Regions from separate parts of the Homo sapiens genome. Here region 1 is linked to region 2. Evidence: chromatin contacts called from ENCODE Hi-C or POLR2A ChIA-PET data. All regions are on one chromosome and are shown on one strand. Each heading gives the region's core, a stretch centred on a gene start or an enhancer-like site at or near the end of the contact. The rest is flanking DNA. Distances are from core to core; before and after follow the strand shown.

What was found. A loop is a pair of places that touch in the nucleus more often than their neighbours do. ChIA-PET counts read pairs that join two places held with the same protein, here RNA polymerase II (POLR2A). Pooled maps may share reads with other maps.
Region 1: a pooled map shows a loop between it and region 2 (2.7-fold over the local background). The contact joins two enhancer-like sites. A Hi-C loop is called at or near these places in 2 of 168 maps with a recorded cell type or tissue (heart left ventricle and tibial artery) and 2 of 50 pooled maps. POLR2A ChIA-PET finds 5 or more read pairs at or near these places in 2 of 52 experiments (GM10248 and GM12878).

Annotation. Positions count from the first base shown.
Region 1 is chr18:11,036,344-11,043,098 of GRCh38, forward strand. All of the region lies in intron 2 of PIEZO2 (piezo type mechanosensitive ion channel component 2), which reads right to left. Among named protein-coding and RNA genes, the nearest start is that of PIEZO2, 110 kb to the right of the region's middle. Within about 2 kb of position 4,673, at least 3 of the 41 ENCODE cell types and tissues checked have a DNase peak (open chromatin) inside an H3K27ac peak, as active enhancers do; they include GM12878, where a contact is called at or near this core.
Region 2 is chr18:10,875,440-10,881,914 of GRCh38, forward strand. The region is part of intron 4 of PIEZO2 (piezo type mechanosensitive ion channel component 2); the gene reads right to left. Among named protein-coding and RNA genes, the nearest start is that of MIR6788, 120 kb to the left of the region's middle. RefSeq lists an enhancer at 3,263-3,492. Within about 2 kb of position 3,457, at least 3 of the 41 ENCODE cell types and tissues checked have a DNase peak (open chromatin) inside an H3K27ac peak, as active enhancers do; they include GM12878, where a contact is called at or near this core.

The DNA of each region.
Region 1 (6,755 bases), core at 3,423-5,922, 160 kb after region 2:
TTCATCTTAGGGACTCTGAATTCTGTACATAACTATTTCCCTCTTTGACTTGGCTGCTAAAACACTTGGAATTTCTGGCAACCCCACCTCCCCCGGTAAAGCTGCAAGACTTTGGGTATTAATTTTATCCCTGGATATATCTTTATTCGTATGCTGTGCTCTGTGTTATGCTGCATATATTTTTGTAAGCAACCTTACATTCTGTGGAATAAAATAAGATATAAATAAAGAAATCAAATATTTATATTTAATATAAAATATATACATATTTTATTTTATATAAACTCTGACAGACTTTTGCAGGCACTGAATAATTAAAACTGGTTTCACCAATGTAACCGATATGGCTCTACTGAGTTTGTGTTATGCGATAAATTTGGAGAAAGTATCATTAAAATCATAATAAAATTGAATTACTTTGATATCTCCTTGATACTGAATTATTCTCCTCATGGGTAAGTATCTGCATGCCAAACCAGGTCACACACTGACAGTTGTTATGTCCTGTGATTGAGAGTGATGTGTTAAAATCCCGTAATTATATTGCAATAGATATAAACTCCACGTGGACCCAGGCACTTCATACTTGCAGTCAGAATTTTTTTTTCTTATTTGTGTGCGTGTGTTTGCATGTGTGTGTGTGACAGAGCGAGACTCTGTCGCCCAGGTTGGAGTGCAATGGCACGATCTCGGCTCACTGCAACCTCCACCTCTGGGTTCAAGTGAGTCTCCTGGCTCAGCCTCCTGAGTAGCTGGGATTACAGACACCCACCACTGCACCTGGCTAATTTTTGTATTTTTGTAGTAGAGACGGGGTTTCACCATGTCGGCCAGTCAGAACTTTTTAAAGCATCCTTCGCCTCTAGCTTATAAAACAGAAAAGTACAGTATGGAATTCGTTTTGCAACACTTATTACAGAGAAAGTTATATGTTTACCCCAACAGTGTATTATCCCAACTTAAAAGATGTATCCTAGAAATTGTATGCCACGTAAGAGGAGAGAAGAAACAGAAATGAAAACGTTTATTGTTAATGTATTGGTCAGTTTGCAAACAAGCTAAACTAAAAAATAATTATTGAGCTCCAATTCTATGTTCTATGAAATAAATTGGAAGAAAAATACAATTCAGTTCAACACAATTCACACTTATTTTTTAAAATTCTGAGCAATTAGAGTAGATTGTAAGTCCTAAATTGTGAAATATGGACTTTATGTCCTATAGGGGTTCAGAAGAGAGAGATTATTATGGATTGGAATGAGAGGGAACTTCATAAAAGAAGCTAACCTACTCTGCCATTTCTGAAAGCACTCTCCCTGTTTCCAGCCCTCTTTCCAGAAGACCACTTTGCTGTTAAACACATATGAAATGACAGGCCTGTGACTCCGGCAGTCTGTTTGACTTGGTGCCTAACTGAAGAAAAACAAAGAAAAGCCTGCTGACCTTTGTGGATTTCTTCCAGAATTATGATTCTATGTCAAAGTAACAGGGGCTATAATATGCAAAGTTTTCTTAATGTTTCCATCCATATAGGTTTGTTAGGCACTTAAATAATTTCTGCAAACGAATTTTCCTTTCCAAGTTTGTCTCCATATCAAAAACACTTCTGGACCAAATAAGACTCTGAGTAAGAACCTGAATACCCCATTGCCACACACTTGTATGCATTTATGTCCACCTGGACTTCTGAGTTAAACAACAGTAGGTGAGATGTAAGATAAGAAGGAGGAAGTCACACTTGTTTTTCATTGGCTCAAAACATTGTAAAAGATACTCTGCACACTTTAAGAGAACTCTAGTAAAATTACAGTCTTTATAACCTTTCTCATTTTCTCTAGGTCCTAGTCACCAGAACCACTATACAGTAACACAGCCATAAAAATCATACCACCCGTTCACATATAATTCATCATATTCTGCTTGGATAATGTAAATTGCTTGCAAGAAAAAGCCACAAATCTTTAAACTGCTTAGCTGAGCAATATTATTTCTAAGTTGTATTTTCCTTCCTTAATTTTTAACTCAAACTTACTCAATGACAGGAAATTAAAAGGTAACCATTCCCATGCCAAGTGTAAGCCGGAGGCCCTTATTTAAGAATCTCCACCCATTCCAAAAGTTTTAGGTACAATGCAGTTTCTTGTGCTCATTCATCATTTTCCAACACCCATTGAGATATGGGAGGCAGTACTCCTCCTGCAAACCCCTGGATGAAGACTGAATGTATCTATGACCTGTGAACACCCCACAGTGCAGCTGAGGAGCAGCATGTAGTCAGGAAAGAGCATTCCATCAGAGCCCAGAAACGTGGCTTCCTCTACTGGCCCTACCACTTGCTTAATAAGTGTTCTTGGGTAAATTATGTATCTTCTCAACATTTCAATTTCTGCATTGATTAAATGTATAATACATGCATACATACAAATAAAATTAGCTCTATACAACCTATAGGTATAACGGTGAGACACAAATTAGATAACATATGAAACTTAAAAAATCTATAAAGGGCTATGCTTGAATTTTCCAATGTTTCCAACCTCTTTAAGATAAAAAAGAAGACAGTAAGAATCATGATTTTGAAACCACTGTAGCTTTGACTAGACATAGGTGGATAGGTGTTTGATATATCCTTACGCAAAATAACTGGGCAAAAGATATTGTTTAGGATATGTGTCTAATTCACAAAATTAGTCTTAACAACCAAGCTCAGGCAGTCTGTAAGATCCCAGGCTGAAAATAAAACAAAAGGGAACAGAAAGGAAGGGAAAGGAAAGAACAGAACGAATACAACCTCTATAGCTTAAAGTAATACATAGAAATTCATTAGCATGGTCTGCATGCATAAAATCCCTCCCGCAATGCTGGGCTCAACAAGCGATTGGGTGACAGCAGCACACTCTTTGCAGAAGATAACACACATGCATTGACTTTAATTTTGCAGACAAATGGAACATTCTGTAGGCAGAAAGGGGAAAAACAGACAAATGGAACATTCTATAGGCAGAAAGGGCGGAAAAAAGCTATTGCAGGCTCCAAGATATTAGAGACATCGTTTGAACAGATTTCTTCTTAAACTAGCCTGCTTTGGCGAATGTTTTTATTATGCTCCATTTTCTGGTTTTACGTCACAGAACAGTGGTGCTCTCCTGTCAAACATTCAAGCAAATATCCTGAATACTCCTTTCTCACTCTCCTCTAACTGACATATATATAACTATATGTGTCATATAACTAACATATATATATGATCCACATGTAATAGATCCAACTTAAGAAGTGAGGTTATATAGGTCAATGGGATGACATATATTATCCTATATCTTTATTGGTTGATTGGATGATTATATATGTCATCCTATTAACCTATATAACTTCACTTCTTAAGTTGAATCTATTTTAAATAGGCACACACACACACACACACACACACACAAAATTTCTTCCCCTTTTCATCACCACTCTCAGAATTAAAAACTAGCAAAATAAGCTAAAATACTTGATATTTTAAGATCCCTTCAAGGATTTAGCTTCCTGATGCATTCTTACGAAAAGGAAATACAACTGCATTAACCTCTCCAACCCTCCCCACCCCGTATAGACACACAGACTCTGCTTTTTAAATGAGAGCTATACAAGTTGGAACAGCCTTGGATAAACTGTAGTCCAGAAAGTCAAATATACACCTCTACAGATGACATGAACCTGCTTTAACTTTTCAGGAAAAGCCTCAAAAATCATAGAGTTCTTGTTGGCTAAATACCATCTGAAAAAAAAAAAAGGCTTCATATCAGCTATGTCAAACCAAAATCAGAATTTTCAGTAGTTGCTCTTCAACAAGTCCAGAAGAAGTCCATTCTCTTCCCTTTTAGAACAATACATTTTAGCTATTTCTTCTATTATTATTATTGACACCTTACGCTTACTCCTTTAGCACTGTTTCTAAATATAACCTCAGAATTAAATTTTGAACTCCTTGAGTTTAGAGACATTATTTTATTTATTTTTCTTTATATCTTAAGTCCTAACTAAGAAAATATCCAATAAAGGTTGAGGAGGTAATGACTAAATTGATCAGAACATAATCAGGGTTTTAACTGTCATCTTCACTATTGATAAGTAAAGCAATTCTGTGGTATAATTAAATTAGCTACATAAGGGGATGTTTTGTTGCTGTTTTTGAACAATAGCACAGAAGTACTTGGCTGGGAATGTGAATGTTACGTAATTTTCAGGATTGTATCATTCATATAGAAAATACATATTCTAATATGATCTATGTACCTGCATATTAGGTGCATTTGTACCCAGAGTAGAGACGTCTCTTTCTGAAATCATTCCTCCTATCTTTTGGTCCTCGTCCCCATAATTATCCTCAATGTGGGCGAAAAAAGTGTATTTTGGTTTCACATTAAGTCAGTTCTTAGTGCCACTTTTCTTCCCAATAAATTTGATTTTCATGAAGTTGGATTCCATTAGTCTCCTTTCTGAAAAACATTCTTACTTTTTCACAATTCAAACCTCAAATAACACTTAAAATAAAAGATCAGTTAAAATTATTTTAATTTTTCTAGAAAAATTAGGAATGAGGCCAATTAAATGGGGTGAGTGGGAATGGTCCGAAAGTCCTTGAAATGCCACATTGAACTGTTTTCTACAAAACAGCTCCCTCTGGTGGAAGCAGAACCCTTTCTCTGGGTGAGACCAGGCACACAACCTGGAAAGTTAGGGCATCCTCTGAAAACGGACAGTCCAAGGCAGGTGGGAGAAAAGACGAATTCTAAAACCCGAACTATGAAATGGTTTGTCTTCAAATTAAACTGTTCTCATCACTGCCCAAAAGTTTTTGGAATAATCTGCCAGGGAACCCTAAACAGTCATGTATTAATATCTGCAAAATATGCAAAATTCAAAGTTCAGAGAAGCTGCCCTCCAGCTGCTAAGTAGATGGGACTACATAATTCACAAGTTCCCAAATTTAATCAAGAGCCCTAAGGATAAAGAGAAAGAGAAATTAAACACCGAGCTCAGAAGCTGTGAAAGTCTGTGCAGATTGGAGGAAAGAGTGGCCTTGGAAGTTCAGCCTCGAGTTCATGAATAGACAAAGGCATGATTTCAAAGCAAAAACAGCCCTATAGAATCCATCCTGTACTCCACACAGTCACTTTCATTGTTTGTAAAGGTCAGTGGGTTTTTATACTAAATAGCTGGAACTGAAGGACATCATGATGTTACTCATTGTTTATTTTACCATATTATCTCTCCACATCTGTGGTCTTTTGTGTTTACACTACATTTTTTCATCATTTTTCTACGATGTCAATTTGTATGGTTCTTCTTAATGTAAAAAAAATACAAACTATTGCTGCTTAACGACAACTTATAAAAATGTAAATGAATGTAAATGCTATACAAATTTGGAAAATTGAGTAAAACCCAACAAGGAACCTACTTACTACCTCTTTATTGAAATCTCCAGCAGAGTAACATCCATTCATTCAGTATCTATATTACCACTTAGGGCAAAATGCAGTGGCATTGAAAACTATCTCTAGGACTGAGCAGAAAGAGTGACAGTGACTCTTCTCCATGACTGCCATGCCCCAGGTATCTCTGTCTAGATGACCATCTTCTCTGAGCTCCTGGTTGGCTAGCGTCTTCTATCCATCATTTCTATTTCAGATTACTTGCTGAAGGCCAAATCATCTCTCTGGTAAAAATGCTGCCTCTCAGCAGTGTTCTGGGGAGAGACAATATGGAGTACCTTCTAGTCATCTCCTCTAAGGATGATCAAATATACTTTCATTGAGGTCACACAAGGAAAAGCCTGCCTCTGCCAATGAAAAACACTAAGAAATCCGCCTGTAAAGATGACTTCTCAGAGGACAGACCCTGGATCTGAGATCTAGCCCTCGTCCCCACAGTCTCAGGAGGAGGGCTGCTATGAGGAGCCAGGAGCAGCTGTCACAGCTCAGTCACACAGGGTCAGATCCCACCCCACCCACGCAGGCCTGCAGGCTGGGGATGGCCATGTGCACTTCATACACACAGTCCTCTCTGACCCTTGTGTGGCCACATTTTAGATAGCTAGTGTGGGAAGAGGAAGTTTGACTACTTCATCAATCAAAACAGTGAATGAATAAACATCACCAGTGACCAGTGTCGGTTTCTTGTCTGCAAAACAATGATGCCCTGAGATAATGCTGTCTGAGCTAGACTCGCTGTGGTGGGAGGCAGGGTGGAAAGCTGAGGTTAGAGAACAGGGTGACCTGTCCACAGATGTGGACTCTTTCCATCCTACATGCTACTGCATCTCAGTGCCTGAGAGGAGGCTACCCATTAGAAAGGCAATCGTCATTGTCACCAGATGGGCATGCTTGGTCTCAGATTTGCTCAGATGTCATACACCTTTGGGGGGCAGGAAAAGAAATGCCAGAAATAAAATCCATAGCACATTAAGTAGATTGTAAAATGTCAGTATGTAACTCAAGCTAATAAAATAATTCAGGGATGCTAATCAACCTTCCAAGTTGAATTAAATTTATGGTTAAATGAGATACAGAAAATACTTCTTCAAAGAAGAATCTGAGGATAATTATTGGTTTTATCAGTAATTTGGTTCTAAAGACAAAAATATATTATCCAAAAAAATTGTTTGGCCATAGAAAGGAGGGGTACTCCAGATACAAGTCTAATTGGCTAACCATAATCCCAGCCTGATCAAATTTCTAGTATGTTTTGTTGTTAACGTATGATGT
Region 2 (6,475 bases), core at 2,207-4,706:
TGGGGATCAAGAAAAGAGACCAGTAAGAAAAAAGGCCAGGCTTGGGTGGCTGTTTCGGTGTGGGGCTGAGGTCAGGAGTAGTAGTAGGTTGGTACTACTCAGGTGGATTTTTGGCAATCGATTATTATAGCTCTTTCATGGAAAACAAATTGACTGTGTCATTTTATGAAAAGCACCATCCAAGTACAGTCGAGAGAAAAAGACTTCTTATATTAAAGTAACAAGAACTCCAGCTGTGGCCTCAGCTGCTTCTTACACCACAACAGACAGAGCAGGAAAGCCAGAGCCTTATATCTTTCCCACCTGTGGATTGCATTAAGCCCCAATTTGCAAACATCACTTTGAGGCAACAGTCTCAGCTTTGTGCTTCTTGGTCCCAAAAGAGACATTTTATAACACACATATATTAAGGGAATAAATGAATGTAGTTTGCTAAAGCAATTACTCCACCTGCTGTGATAGAATTTAGCTACTGAATCCAGAATTGGGCTGCGACCCCTACTTAGAATGGAATCATTCAGCCATAGAGGTGCTAAACTATTAACTACTACTCTTGGCTTGCTGAGTTAACAAAGCAGTGCATTCATAATACTGCCATTGCAGAAACAATGATACTTTTGAAAAGTATGCACAATAAACAGGTCATAGTCTGACTGATATGTCATTTGGAGACCATCTTATCAATTGTGTTTCCTTCTTCAGTGCTTACTAAAGTACGTTCATCAGAATGCCAGTCCTCAGAAATGCATTCCATTAAAACAAAACAAAACAAGACAAAAGAGAAAAAAGAAACAGTCATTGGTCCAGTCAATGTGAGAAACTCACAATGCATACTATTATACTAAAAGACTTGAGAAGTTCTGTAGTAAAACAGTTACATTTATTTGACCTGGAAACCATTTCTTACCAGTTTCTTCTAAGACTATTACATGTGACAGAGCTAGTGTGCAAGGAGCAGCTTTTGGGAAGTGCTGGGCTACAGAATCTTCCTTGGTCTCTGTTTCTCTTTGAAATGAATGAATAATTTGGAAACTATACTAATGTACATAATTATACACCTACCTTCTCTATACATTTAGTTTTTAATAAGTCTTTAATAATTTGGAAGTCGGTAAATCTCATTTCATTCCCTCATCTAATCACCCAACTACCCATCCGTTCACTAAGTCAGTCATTGAAATTATGGAGCTGGATGAGAATTAGAAATAGTCTAGTCCATTTCCTCATCTTACAGAATGTGGAAACCAATGAGTTTTGAATGCCTGGTTCAAATACACAGTTGGAGACAGAGCCTGACAGCAAGCTCAGGCTTTTTACTTTCTCACTTTGTGTTTGGAGCCAACACTCACTACATGGGCTCCCCTTGCCCATCATCCACCTAATGCAACAGGCCTCCTCAACCCACCACTGCTCAGAAAATGCCCTCTCAGGGGCTGCCCCTGCTCTCCCAACTGCAAGGCCCAAGTGACCCATTCCAATTCTCATCACATTCCACCTCCATGCTGCATTTGACAAGCAAGACCAACCCCTTCTACTCCCAAATCTCCGTTCCCGTGGTTTTCTTACACTCTCTTCTAATTCTCTACCTACCTATGAATATCCATGAAAACTCATGTTGCTGGGAAGCCCCACTAAGAAATTCTGACTTGTATTGTAGCCACCAGACTCTTCTCTACGTCCTACTTAATTGTTGATGAGTCCACAAAATTCTGTTCTTCATTTATTTTTCTTCTCACTCTACAAGATCACCCTGGATGATATCCATCCCCAAGGCCCTAATCAGCATCCACATGGTGACTTATCCATTCATTTCAATCAGAATCACAGATCAATGAACATTTTCTAGCACACCATTTCCCAAAAGCTGTTTCATGAACACTAGCTCTTTAGAATGAAATAGTGTTAGATTAAATTTTTAAGAAATGGTTTTAAGGGCAAATAATGTAATGCCCAGTCCAACTCGTCCGCTGAGAAACATTAGCATATATCCATTTTCCTACTGGATATCTGTACTTCAGTATCCCATAGATTTTCCATTCAGTGTTATTCTTACTCCAAATTAGCTCTTCCTCCTATAGTCCTAATTTTGGAAAACACGGCTGTCATCAACCTAGTGACCAAAACAGAACCTGGAAGCTTCCATTCTCTCACTGAAAGACTGGAGGAGATTCTGACTTCTAACGTCTCCTTTCCCAGCCCTCCCCTTTATCCCCACAGCCCGGTCTGGCCTCTGGGTGACGGTAGCAGCATCCTGATGATTTCATCTCAGGTTGTCCCCTCTGCCAGCCAGGCCTCCACATTAATATCAGAGTTTAGTTTTTAGCAGCATAAAGCTGATCATGTCAACCCCACGGCCCCCAGGAAACATCCACATTCCTAAGCGTGACAAGGGGCCCTCCACATCCCAGATCTGGTTTCCCTTATCTCTTGCCATCATTTCCCTCTACCTCAAATTCCGGCCATACTGAATGCACGTACCCAGAACGCGCCAGTGTTTTCCCTCTGAGCAAGTGTGCAGTCTTCTCCCTTGGCCAACTTCTCCCAGTATGCTTCAGGTTCTCCTCATCTCTAAAAACACACCTGCCATGTCTCCTCTGTGAAGCCCTTCCTACCTTGCCCCTCCACACCCATTCCAGAATAGAATGGACCGCCATCCCTCCCACATCCTCCATCAGTAGATGTTTAACACTGTGTCACTCACTGATTTACCAATCTGCCTAACAGAAGCCCTTGCCTGTTTCATCTGTTTCCCTGGGGACCAGCATGGTAGATGGTGCAGTGTAAACCATCAGTAAAGGCTGGCTGGATGCATGCTAGCTCCAGGACATATCGCTGCCTCTTCAAATATTTGTTCTTTTCTTTTTATCATGATAGTTTGTGCAAAGCACTGTTGAAGAATTAGATGAGACACCTACCATAAAGAGCTCTGTAATTCAGCTCGGGGAAGATAATACACAAACACTAAGAGGAGGGAACATTACTGTTGCCTGGTAATGGCATTGAGATCACAGAGAGTTTACAAATAAAGTTTCAGTTATTTGCACATGCAGATTTCATTGTCAAAATTGGAAGCTATAACTCATTAAAACATATGTTCATAGTTATTAAATAAATGTGTTGGAGAAAATATTTCAAAAACAAAAGAAATGAAGTGTATCTAATGAACATTAAATGGCTCAATTTGACAGAATTTTTAATTCACTAATTCAAAAAAATTATTAAGCACTTACTATGTGCCAGACACTGTCTCTAAGCACAGAGTATTGGTTGTGAAGTTATATATGAAGGAAGTAAAGTCAGAAACACAGGGTAAGGTCAGACCATACAAAGCTTGGATGTTTTGAAAAAAAAAAAAAATCACATAACCAGAACTACAGAAAGACCTGAAGCAAAGGACAAACATGATCCCCAAGGAAATGAAGGCCACAGGAGAAACAGTGACGTGGCTGCTGGTAGTGCAGGTGGTGTTTTCACAATGAGTGTCAGGTGTGGTTAGGACTTTCAGGTGCAGAGGTGAGACTTTAAACTGAAAGCCACATGGAGTTTGTGCCTGGGAGCAAAGTCATGGCTGATGAGGTAGGTTCAAGAGTTTTCTTCTCACATGTGTTAGCTAAAGTCAAGAGAGTAAATTAGATTATCCAGGGACAGTGCATAGCATAAATATGTGTGTAAGGTTCTCTAACCTAATCATAAGTATACACTACAGGGCATTTAACAATAAATTAAATTTTATTTCAAGCCAATTCTGCACAGAATCAGGCTAACCAGGTTTTGTGTAGATGAAGTCCCATTTTAATAAATCAGTGAGACCAATGTGTCCATTTTCCCATAAAATGACCTAAGCTGCACTGTTTTCCAGGTGCATGACAATGACGTGTTTTACACGGAAGCACATACTAAACTACCTCAAACTTCATGTTCTCTCGAACAGGCAAAAGAGTCCTTTCCAATCTTTTTTTTTTTTTTTTTTTTTTGAGACGGAGTCTTGCGCTGTTGCCCAGGCTGGAGTGCAGTAGTGCGATCTCGGCTCACTGCAAGCTCCGCCTCCCGGGTTCATGCCATTCTGCTGCCTCAGCCTCCTGAGTAGCTAGGACTACAGGCACCCGCCACCACGCCTGGCTAATTTTTTGTATTTTTAGTATAGACGGGGTTTCATCATATTAGCCAGGATGGTCTCGATCTCCTGACCTCATGATCTGCCCGCCTCGGCCTCCCAAAGTGCTGGGATTACAGGCGTGAGCCACCGTGCCCAGCCTCCAATCTTGTTAGAGTCATACTGATCTTACTTGTTCAGACAGTGATTATACCCCTTGAAAGGAACTCAAGGAAGCTGAAATTTCTAAATAACTTACCTGTCCATAAAGAGGAGACTAGGCATTAAATTATGGCATATCCATCAAATCAAATACTACACAGCAATAAATAAGTACAAGTGCATGTGTGATCCAGGTCTACATCTGTGAATATGAGTGTATATCATAATGGTGAAAAAAATGAGAAATATGCAAAATATAGATTGCTTAGGGTTTCATGCATAAAAACTACTATAAAAATGACAAACACCTATTTCAGCGCAGGGGAGAGGGATACAATTAACGGTATTGGTAATGCTCAAGTTCTTAAGCTTGGTGAAAGCTGGTTGGTAGATACAAAAGTGTATCTTTAATACTTCAGACTGTTTTTAAAAGCTGCAACAGTCAGACTGCTTATATTTTCCTGTGTAGAACGAATATGAAAGATACTACACCAATTACTTTGACTGGGATAATGACCAATTGAGGCACTGATGGCCATGCCTGAATTTGGTCTGATAAATTTATTAATCAAATTCAATTGCCATTCTCCTGTCAAAGACCAGAGAAGAAGCAAGACAGGTGGATACTCATGGGAAGACTACTTTATTTTTCTAAGTTTCAATTTCTCACCTTACAAAGTGACTTCTTAGGATCTTTCCAACTCCAAAATTTCATTTCTACCATGAATACCCAAAATAAGGCAGCAATGAAATTTAGATGAGACCAGGAAAGAAGAAAAATGTTGGAGTATTGCTGTGAGGCATCCAGGTGAGAGGACCATCACAGTCATCTTCAGAAGTTCACAAAGAACAACTTTTGGGGGCAAATCAGAGTTGGTGGAAAGGTCACCTTCAACTGAATTACAACAACATGACTAAAATGTCAAATGAGCATTGTTTAAACAAATAGGAACTGTTAAGATGGTTCCCTAGTGGCTTCTGAAGTTCACACGCTGAGAGATAGTCTACTTTTGTTTGTCTTAAACTTAAATATGACTCTGATGCAGGTGTCTTTAGTCACTTGGCTTCAATAACTTTAAAGGCAGACAAATAGCAAAAACTCAATAAAATGGTAAGACCCCTGATTTCCATTTCAACTGCTTCCCACATATCATATATATATATATATATATATATATATATATATATATATATATATATATATATAATTTTGATATGAGAGAGAGACTATGTTTATTTAATATCTGACCTCATATAGCAAGTCATGTGTGTGGCAAGACTAATATATTTGGTGTAAATAGAGAAAGGTTTAGATTACAAACTCTGGAAGGAAATGTAACATTTATTGAGAATCACTTCCAATATTCAAATCAAGGGATTCCAAAGTTAATGACGCATTAGAGAAAACAAACAGTTAGCTTGTTTCTGTGAAATTAGGTACCTTTTTTTAAACCACAAAACAGTCATTAAACGCAGATATCTAATTACCTTAAGGTATGAATTGTTGCTGGATTTTCAGGAGATATATAGATATGTATGTATGTATGTATGTATGATGTATTTTACATTGGTGGCCGGATTTGTGTGAGTGCCACACGGATTGAGTATTTGAATCTACTAACCTCACTGTGAGAGTTGCTAATTTCCATTTGGAACACACAGTGCTTTATTCTCCTAAAAGGGTATACTGGTTATTTATGAGGCAGCAGGTCTGTTAAAAGAGTCCTAACTCCCTGGCCTTGGCGGAGGGCATTCACAGAGGTGAGAGTAGGATGCCGGGCCAAGGGGACCATCACTTACTTGCCTTTATGCACTCTGCTCCTCAGGAGTTTGCTGAAACTGCCTGGGACTGACTCTTCCCAATTCTGTGCTCCATGAAAGATTATTACTAGCTTAGAGTCTACCACAGTGGGAGCATCAGATCATGGAAATTGGTATAAATGCTGCAAATCAGTATTTTTTTCCCTAGAGAGCCAGTTGTTAAACATTTACCAACACACAACTGCTGCTATTGAACGACTACAACAAACAAAAGAATTGAATAACAACAACAAAAAACTCCAAAACAATAAAACTCACTCCTTTTGTCCTGTGACTCTCTTAGATAAGTCATTAAAAATACCCCAAAACCTAGAGCGCCAAATCCAAAGTCCTCCCTCAGCCTGGTGATCAGCCCCACGACAGTACTCTTTTTTTTGCCATCTTCAATCTCACTTCTTG